Regions from separate parts of the Homo sapiens genome. Here region 1 is linked to region 2. The links are chromatin loops, found by intact Hi-C in ENCODE. Cell type or tissue: HCT116. All regions are shown on one strand.

The links. A loop is a pair of places that touch in the nucleus more often than their neighbours do. Peaks named below come from ENCODE experiments on the same cell type or tissue, not always from the same donor. Only the 100,000 strongest peaks of a DNase experiment are listed, where the experiment ranks them.
Region 1: it touches region 2 in a loop (7-fold over the local background); 2 of 110 quality-filtered maps call a loop at or near these places.

The regions. Positions count from the first base shown.
Region 1 is chr6:70,397,139-70,402,138 of GRCh38, reverse strand. It overlaps LINC01610 (long intergenic non-protein coding RNA 1610), which reads right to left. Exons shown (of 4, transcript NR_125857.1): 4 at 2,722-2,924. It overlaps LOC105377847 (a long non-coding RNA gene), which reads left to right and starts at 2,931. Exons shown (of 5, transcript XR_942668.1): 1 at 2,931-3,180. In HCT116, no CTCF peak of the experiment used is centred here; DNase peaks (open chromatin) are centred at 2,578 and 3,028; H3K4me3 peaks cover 2,624 bases; H3K27ac peaks cover 3,431 bases.
Region 2 is chr6:70,665,838-70,670,837 of GRCh38, reverse strand. It overlaps SMAP1 (small ArfGAP 1), which reads right to left and starts at 2,955. Exons shown (of 11, transcript NM_001044305.3): 1 at 2,697-2,955. The coding sequence starts at 2,814. RefSeq lists silencers at 2,214-2,273, 2,394-2,623, 2,774-3,173. In HCT116, no CTCF peak of the experiment used is centred here; DNase peaks (open chromatin) are centred at 2,307 and 3,057; H3K4me3 peaks cover 2,798 bases; H3K27ac peaks cover 1,966 bases.

The sequences.
Region 1 (5,000 bases), 270 kb after region 2:
ATTTGACATATAAATGCCACATGGTTATGTCTAGTGTTCTAGATTAAACTGTCCTTTAATTTCATGAGAGTAAAATTTCCTTGGTGGGAACAGATTTTTCTTTTAATATATATTTTGTTTGTTTGTTTGTTTTTTGTTTTGAGACAGGGTCTCGCTCTGTCGCCCAGGCTGGAGTGCAATAACGCAATCTCGGCTACTTGCATCCTGGGCTCAAACTGATCCTCCTGCCTCAGCCTCCCAAGTAGCAGGGACTACAGGCATGTGCCACCATGCCTGGCTAATTTTTGTGTTTTTTGTAGAGATGGGGTTTCACCCTATGGCCTGGGTTGGTCTTGAACTTCTGGACTCAAGGATCTGCCTGCCTCGGCCTCCCAAAGTGCTGGGATTATAGGCATGAGCCACCACTCCCAGTCTTAATATATTTTTGAATTTGATTTGGCAGATTGTATTTAACATTACTTCATCTATATCCATAAATGCTATTTTGTTTAATTTCCTTTCCTTTCTTTTTACTTCTTTCTCTTCTTCCTCAAGTAGTCTCCCTTGGTTTTTTTGTTTTGTTTTGGCATTTGTCAACTGTTGATATCAGATTTGTAAACCTGATCAAATCAATTTGGAAGTTTTTTTCTTTTTAGTTATATCACATGGTATTTTAAAAGAATTTGTTGTTAAAAACCATCTTGCTCTATAGTCCTTTTATATTTTCCCAGAAAAAGATTATGTTTTCAGACAGGCTTCTACCTAGCATATATTCTTTTTATTATTTCTGGTTTTCCCTATGAGCTCACATACAAAGTTGGAAAATAAGGTTCCCTAGGGTATAATCAAGGTAAGGATAATGGCCAGAAGTTCTGCATAGGTAATGATCCATGTTTTTATAAATATATTTCTATGTAAAATATTCTAAACATATGTGAAAAGATAAGAATAATGCACACTTGAGCCACCACAACCCATCTTTGTCAAATGTGAATACTGTCTTTTTTTTTTTAACTTTATAACTTTCAGTAGGTTCTGCTTTTGGGACTGAATCTTGATGCTGCCTATGTTATGAATTTTAGCTATGTTTTGATACAGTTATTTCTCATTGTCTTGGAATAATTACTTTGAAAGTTTCATCATGTGATTTTTAAAAAAAATGGTAAAATTAATATCAAAACAAGTTATTGTATATATGATATGTTATATATATGTATTATACATATAAAACACAAACTAATTGTAAGGCTACATGCTAGTCACATTAGTTTTCTTTTAATTCCTTGCTATATAGGCAATACAACATACTTGCCGTTAGTTCTGGCTCTTCAAAAATAAGAAAACCTAATTTAATAGTCTGGTGCTTAAAAACAAATGCAATGAAATCATCTAAATTTGGGCTCAGCTGTGCAACTCTGGGACAGTTACTGTCCTAAATTTCTTTATTTGTTGATATGGTTTGGCTGTGTCTCCACCCAAATCTCATCTTGAATAGTAACTCCCACTATTTCCACATTTTGTGGGAGGGACCCAGTGGGAGGTAAATGAATCATGGGGATAGGTCTTTCCCGTGCTATTCTCATGATAGTGAATAAGTCTCACGAGATCTGATGGTTTTAAAAACAGGAGTTTCCTTGCACAAGCTCTCTCTCTCTTTTTTTTTTTTTTTGAGACGGCGTTTCGCTGTCACCCAGGCTGGAGTGCAATGGTGTGATCTCGGCTCACTGCAACCTCCGTCTCCCAGGTTCAAGCGATTCTCCTACCTCAGCCTCCTGAGTAGCTGGGATTATAGGAGCCTGTCACCACGCCCAGCTAATTTTTGTATTTTTAGTAGAAACAGGGTTTCACCATGTTGGTCAGGCTGGTCTCAAACTCCTGACCTCATGATCCACCTGCCTCAGCCTCCCAAAGTGCTGGGATTACAGGTGTGAGCCACTGTGCCCAGCCAGCTTTCTCTTTTTGCCTGCTGCCATTCATGTAAGATGTGACTTGCTCCTCCTTGCCTTCTGCCATGATTGTGAGGCCTCCCCAGCCATGTGGAACTGTAAGTCCACTAAACCCTTTTTCCTGTATAAATTACCCCCTCTTGGGTATGTCTTTATCAGCAGTATGAAAATGGGCTAATAAATCAGTAAAATGGTGAAATAACAGCAACATTATGGAGTTGTTGTGAGCAAAAGCATGTAAGGTGCTTGGTTTAGCACCTATTACATAGTAAGAATTCAATACAAATTTATTATTTTATTTTAGAAACAATTTTTTCCTAAAGAAGATTATTTTTTTTTTATGTCTTGGCATTTAGAAAATTAACTGTGTTCATGTTGTTTTATGAATTAGTAGTATCCTCACCTTCCAAGTAGATAAGAACCTATTATTTTTGCTCCTGCGAAAAAGCAGAGGTGCCTAACTTGCTGTGTCTCCTCACATCTCTCCCCTCTTCCTCCCCTCCAAGTTCTTTGGATCAACTGGAGAGAGGGGTGTCATAGAAGTTTTATCACTTGGCATTGTCATACCACAGTCTACTATAAGGAAAACATACCAGTGAACCAGTGAGTCTGGTCTTTCCTCTTAGTGGAGAGAAGGGCATATGGTCACAATTTCTCTACCAGATGGAAGAGGAGTGGCTTAGTTTTCAGTTTTGTTTAATCACCATAGACTTTCACTTCAGATTTCCCACTTTCTCAATCCCAAAGTAGGTTGCTGCTCTGTGCTTGATGGTAACAGCTCACAGACTCATCAGAATTGAAATGAACAAATATTTATTTATCTTTTATAACAAGTAAGGCAATGTTGCTTAAAGGAAGACAAACAAACATAAAAGATTCCGTTGACAATGCATTTTTTCATCTGTTCGGCACAATGCTTTTGTCATAATGGAGATGTGACAGCAAACTTTCCAGGACATTCAGTCTTCGGCGGCAGCACTTAGGGCAGATGACTGGCCGCTGCAATGTGAATACAAGAATGCCTGACTCACCAAATGATTTCCTAGAATAGTTAGCTGGGTGGAGACTCACCAAGTTAATAACTAAACCCAACCCTCAAGTCCATTGGCAAAGGACATATTTGAGCTTAATGACTCTGTATACACCCAGAAAGATAAAGGAGGCTTTGAGATCCTGCTTGGTAGACTGGGAAGAAGAAAATGACTCATTAGGTACCTGGAACACTGAATGGCCTGCACTGGAAATATTTTGAAAGGTGGGTTTAAGTACTAAACCAGTCTTTCAGAGGCTATACCGTATCAAGCCTGAGACAGATGATGATTCAATAAATGACTTTTAAGAGAGGGAAAATGTTGTGCAACAGAAACGTAGGGCAGAACAAATAATCTCTGCATTATGAACAGGTGAGTCAACAGCTGTGCTGGCTTAGAAAATGAAAAACTAGTTAAACACCTCCACAATTTTAAAACATTTTCTACTTAACTATAACGTTAAATGACCTAAGGTATATGAAGCATCTATCCCAGTGTCTGGCTGACACATGGTGTCACTCGATATACTTTTCTTCCTTTCATCTCTGATCTTTGCTTTTTTCGATTTGTTTGTTTAAGAGAAAAAAGTACTTTAAGATGATATTGCTGTCTAGTTTCATGTAAGTCCATATTTTGAAGATATTAGTGTCTAAAGTCTAGCACTCTCTGTTGGTTTTACTATTAACAATAAACAAACATGACAGGAAATTTAGTCATCTGTATCAAACATCTGTCATGTGGTTCAGAAATTATTTTGGGGCAACATTTTGGAATGAAGACTGTTAGCTCGCTTTGGTATACTCATGACTTTGTTGAAACAGTACACATAGCAAAAATATAAATTTTAAAAGTATCACTGGTAACTCCATGTAGTTATTCATTTTGAAATGCTAAACTATGAGTATTGACATTTTAAGTTTGGATCCGAGTTTTCTGGTCCTTTCCCTGAGAAAATAAATGATGCTTTGAAATATTAGCGAATTAGAGCAACTTTTCAACTTTTCTACAATAGATTATTCCTCAGGCTAGAAAAAAATTGAATCCACAAATACCACTCAAAGTCATTTCATTCTAAATCAGGATAACAAACACTCTCATACATAAAATCAAATATACAAGAAATGAACAATCTAAAATATATGGATGCCTCTTTTTCAGCTCTATCCAGTCACCTATTGCATGTTTTCTTAAAGTGTATATTCAATCATTCTATATATTTAGAACTTCATTAAACTTTGAGATAACCTCAAAATATATTTTGTCATCAACATTTAATCATGTATCTCTCACTTAAGGAGGTTTTTACTGAATCAAGGTTTTTCTTTTCTAGAATATGTTAATATCACTATCTTCTAGGACAAAATATCAGTAAAAAATTCATGATGATTTACCTGACTGAGCATATGTGGAATTTTTAAGGCTGGATTTTAACTCTTTCGAGAACTCACCTTCCTATTTTGTACGCTTTCTGCCTCTCTGCTCCAACAAACACTGTTTGGGGCAAGTTTAACCTCAATAGATATAACCTTGTTGTTGGGCCAGTCCGTCTACCGACAGGACGTAACTTGTAAGAAGGAGAGGCACTGGTGTGCGAGAAAGATTGCAGCTGGCAGCTGAGAGACAGGTCTGCCACTTCCCTTCCCTTTGCTTTGCTACCAAATCTTTGCGTGCCTCAGAAGTAGGCCATGTAACTCAGGAGTGCCAGGAGCTGTGACTGATACCAGGCTCTTTGTAAGGAAGAGGAGAAAATGCAGGATGCAGAATAATTGAAGGGGAGGTGGTGCTCCCCAAAGGAGGAACAAAGAAAGAATGGTCTGAAGACTTCAAATGTTTGGCAACCTTATTTTTTTTACCCAAGGCCAGCATTTGTATGAATATGGGTGCGTGTGTGAATTTGTATACAGGAAGGAACTAGCATTGTGAAATAACCCCAAACACGACTGGTCAGTCTGCCTCCCTTTGAAAAACAACAATAAAGAAAAAAACTACTTTGAATAATCTTATAACAGGAAATAACACAATGGAAACTGGAGAATTTTGATGT
Region 2 (5,000 bases):
TTGACATACCTCTACCAACTATGATAAGGCAAGATAATACAGGCACCTCAAATCCTAAGCTTTAGTTTTGGTACATATTCTCAAAGATCAGTGGAAGAAGCTTCTTTGAAAGAAAGAAAATTGAGTTAACTAGGAAATAACTTTGAAATACAGTACATGAAAAGTTTGATGCAATTTACTAGACAGTGAAGAAAACATCAATACATACACAGAATGAAACTTCTTAGTAACTGAGCTGTAGAGTAAGACCTTTAACATATCTTTTAAAAGTACTATATTTATTATGTCATCCTAGCATATAGATCCAAAATCATGTAACAAGCCAAGAATTCTACTAAAAAAGCCTCCATAATGTACTTCAACCTTACCAAATACTCAAAAACTGTGAAAATATATTTACATCAATTGCTCTATCATGTCGAATTTTTCAATTATTACAACCATGAAATCAAGTCTAATTAAATCAATAAGTGGCCTTACCTGTGATTTTTTGCCTGAAAGATCAAGATAAAACAATGAAATTATTTACAAGATCATTTTAATATTCTTCTAGATTTAGTAGCAACAAGAAAAAAATAATCCTTGTAAATTATACTGTGGAGTTCATGCCCTTCAAGCTGCACCCTTGTACTCTTGATACCATTCTCTTCTCTCCCACTTCCTTCACTTCTCAAAACAAGTAAACCAACAAAAGGCCAGACAAAACCAAAATACAAAAGACATTCATTCAATATATATCTACTGATTTCCGTGGCAATACAAACACTGAGCAAAACGAATACTTCCTATTCTTCAGGTCCAAAGAAGTAAAACTTTTGATCCTAATTTAAGAAGTACATGATTCTCTTCTCCCCACCTCAAAAGAGTAAATAAAAAAAAAAAAAGTTAACATGGTTAATAATGGCTTTTAAAAATCTGTATTATTTTAGAAAGCATTAGTGAAAATCTGATTTTATAAAGTACTTTTTTGGAGACAGAAATTTGAACAAAAATTAAATTATTTTTAATAAAGTCTGTAGATGAAGGAAGGTTAATTCTGAAACTGTTACTATTCGACTTTTAATGAACAGATTTAATATTTACCAGCATCTCTACTTAACCATGTTATTACTCAAAATGACAAAATGTGTACTATTTAGCTTCAGCTTCTTTCTTCTTCTTGGCCTTTTAAAGGACCATTTTTCAGTGTTTTGCTAGTGCAGTCAATGAGCAAGCAACTGAGCCTAAACACAGTGCAGAACTCCCAAATAACCACACACAATCAAGTTACTAGGAAAACAAGTATTACAAGAACCAGGCACGGACTTTGTAAAAACTCATCACCTGAAAAGGTTACATAGGATAAATATAATCTTGACTCAATCAAGTTACTATATTGAAAAGTGCTTCATAAAAATAATCTAGTTACAGTATTCCCGCATGATTCTTCTAGTAATTCAGTACCTGTTACGACAGTGAAGTAACCTGCTGATGCTGTGTGGCTCAGTCTAGTCAAATATTATCAGCCTACTGAAATGTGACTCATTTATATAGTATTGAGATAGAACAGTAAAGCTTCAGGAAAAGTCTAAGTCAAATAACACAGAAATCTTAAAGGACATTCCCCAAAGAGACTGTCTCCTGCTTTAGAGAACTACCCTATTTCTCACCCAATAACGAAATAAACCAATTAAAAATATACACGATCTTTTCTTAACTACACAAGACATTTCTTTAAAAAAAAAAGAAATATTTCCCTTGAGATTACTTACAAGACATTAAACATAAATCAGATCTCCAAACACAAAACATAGCAGCTAAAAATAGTATATCTGTTTCAAAGGCTGAGGCAGAAGCCCTCCAACCGAAAAAACTAAAATTAGGTTTTTTCCATCTCTAGATCTTTAAAATGAACCTTCAGCATTTATGAGGTACACAAATCAGTGTCCACATATTCTCCCAAACTAGCTGGTCAGAGAAAACCTAATTACTAAAATCTTCAGAAATACAAACCCACCGTCCTCCAAGAGACTCATGTAATGAAATTCCTCTTCATTCTGGCTAATAACCAGACTAAAAAACAATACTACTACTAATAAAGACCTTTCTCCAATTAATTTATTCCGTAAAACTCAAACCCACCGAAAAAGACCACCATACTCTTTTTCAGGAAGCAGAGATAAAAGCCTTGTACAAAAGCTGTCAGGTGGGCAGGCAGGTAGGGCTCCATCTAGGAGACCAAGAATCCGAGCCCGGAGTGGGAGGACGTGGTCACACCGGAGGGTAGAGGAGGGGATCCAGACCTAAGCGCGGCCCCACCCACAGAGATAGCTATGAGCAGAGCTAGGAGGGCAACTCTCTAACCCTAAGCTCTGCCCAGACCCGTGCCCGGTTCCGCGCTCCCAGCCTCGCTCCTACCCCCAGCCCTGTGGAGGGTCCGAGCATCGCTACCCTGGCACCTGCTCAAACCCGTGTCTGGGAGGAGGGGAGGCTGGGGCCACTGACAGGGCCTGCGGGCCTGACCTCGCCGCCGCCTCTGGCGGACTTGAGGGTCGACAGGAGCCCCGCGCCCGCCCGCTCAGCCACCCGCCCTCCAGTCAGGGCAGGAGCCGGCCAGCGAAGCCGAGGCGTCCGCTCGGGCCCCGAGCGCCGCAGCGGCGGGAAGGTCACCGGTCGCAAGAGGCCCCGACCGTGGGCAGCGACGACGTCCAAGCTACCTTTGGCCTCGCAGTCGGCGCAGTACTTGTTGTCCTCCTCCCTCAGAAGCTTGGATAGGATGAGCTGGTGCTGCTCGTTCAGCTTCTGAGCCTTCTCCCGACAGGAGCGCGTCGCCATCTCGGCAGCGGGGCGGGGAGCCTGGGGCAGCTACGGCGGCGGCGGACGCTGGCTGGAGCCGGGCAGAGTGAACGCACCTGGCGCCGCCGGGACCGCGGGCGGACTCAGCCCAGGAAGCGGCAGCGGCAGCTGGAACGGGAGGAGGGGCGGCGGCGGCGGTGGCGGTGGTAGCGCCGACGTGTCCCGCCTCCTTGACCGGCCTGCCGGCACGCACCACCCTAGCCGGCGAGGGGAGGGGGAGGGGGACTGGGTCGCGCCGAGGCTTCCGGGTGGCGCGGAGGAAGGAACCCGGGCGCCGAGCGCGCTGCGCATGCGCCGAACCTACGGGGCCCGGGCTGCCGAGTCTTTTTGCAAAAAGGCCTTCTGCCCAAGGTGATTCCCGAAAGGTAGCTGGCACTGCCTCATACGAGCTTTCCCCCCTTTTGAGATGTGATGGTCCGCAAGGGCCTCTAGTAAAACCCAGTAATGGAAGACCTTTTACAAGAAGCCTACTTTGACTTGCCCATTTGCCTTTGCTCTTGCTGGCACAACATTGGAAATGCAGAAATAACTAGCGACTGGGTGGGTTCATTTACTCATTCGAGGTTTATTCGCCTGCAGTTTAGAAGCTGGAGACACGGATGGAAGAAAAGAGGAAAAACGGTCTCTTACATTTTAAGGGCGAGAAATAATCTAGTAGTGACATGTATTAGGGGATAACATTTCATTGAGTGATTACTCTGTTAAACGAACTGTTAGCTCATTTAACCCTTTCCCCAACCTTATGATATTGTTATCCTCATTACACAGGGGAGGAAAGTGAGGCATAGAGGAGTTAAGTAACCTGACCAGATTACAGAACTACTAGTGGAGGAGTTGAGATTTAAATCCAAAGCAGTCTGGCTCCAGAGTCTGAAAGACCTGGCAGTAAGCCCTTCCATAAGGGGGAAAGTGTGACCAGGAACCCAAGTACTAGGCGGTGATACTTTAACAAGAAGCTGTGTAAATAGTGATCCTTAATGCAAGAGAAAGAGAACTAAAGAAAACACTTTTCATTGGAACCCAGACCCTAATCCAGGCTCATGAAGTTTGAACTCCGGGTGACGCAGTTTCGATGATTTGGCATGTTGTATATTATGAGGAAGTTCTAATATGGGGCTTATGCAAGCCAAATAAACACAGTCCTTGCCTGCGATGAAGCAGATGCTAAGAAAGGCAATGAGCAAGAGTCGGTCTTACACTTCTTAGTAAGGCCAATTTCTAGCCCCTGTCCCTGCATAAAAGTGACCCTCATTGCTACCTAGCCCTGTTCTTGGCACAGGGGCTCAAAAATGTTTCTGGAATTAAATTGAATGGATATGGCAATGAAGATGCTCAGTAATTAAACAAATTAGAGCTTATACTACATAGCTCTGACAAATAACTACTAGGGAGATATTGGTGAGTTCCAATGAACAGAAAAAAACATTATGTGGGAGGTAGAACTTACGAGCCTTGTCCTGAAGATACGCTGGATTTAGATGGGGACTGGGGAGGGAGATATTAAGAAAGAGCAGCTTGCACAAAAGCATGAAGACCTGAAGTACCTTGGAAAACAGACTGGAACAAAAGGTACTACTTTTGAGATAAGGCTGCATAAGTAAACTATGATAGGGTTATGGAAGACTTGGGAAGCCAGACAAAGTAGTCTGGCCTTGATGCAAATTGACAGTAGAAAACCTGTAGATTTTTGCCAGGCACAGTGGCTCACGCCTGTAATCCCAGCACTTTGGGAGGCCGAGGCAGGCGGATCACCTGAGGTGGGGAGTTCGAGACCATCCTGACCAACATGGAGAAACCCTGTCTCTACTGATAATACAAAATTAGCCGGGTGTAGTGGCGCATGCCTGTTTAATCCCAGCTACTCAGGAGACTGAGGCAGGAGAATCGCTTGAACCCGGGAGGCAGAGGTTGCAGTGAGCGGAGATCAGGCCATTGCACTCCAGCCTGGGCAACAAGAGCAAAACTCCTTCCCCACCCACCCCCCCCCCAAAAAAAGAAAAAGAAAACCTGTAGATTCTTCAAGTAGGATAATAGCATAATAAAAAGGATCTTTTGGGAAAGTTAGTCCTGCAGTAACCAGTAAACAAACACCATTTTTTGAGTACCTCTCCTCCCTACAAAAATTCTGTTCAGCACTGTGAGGACTCAGAAAAACAGAATACAGG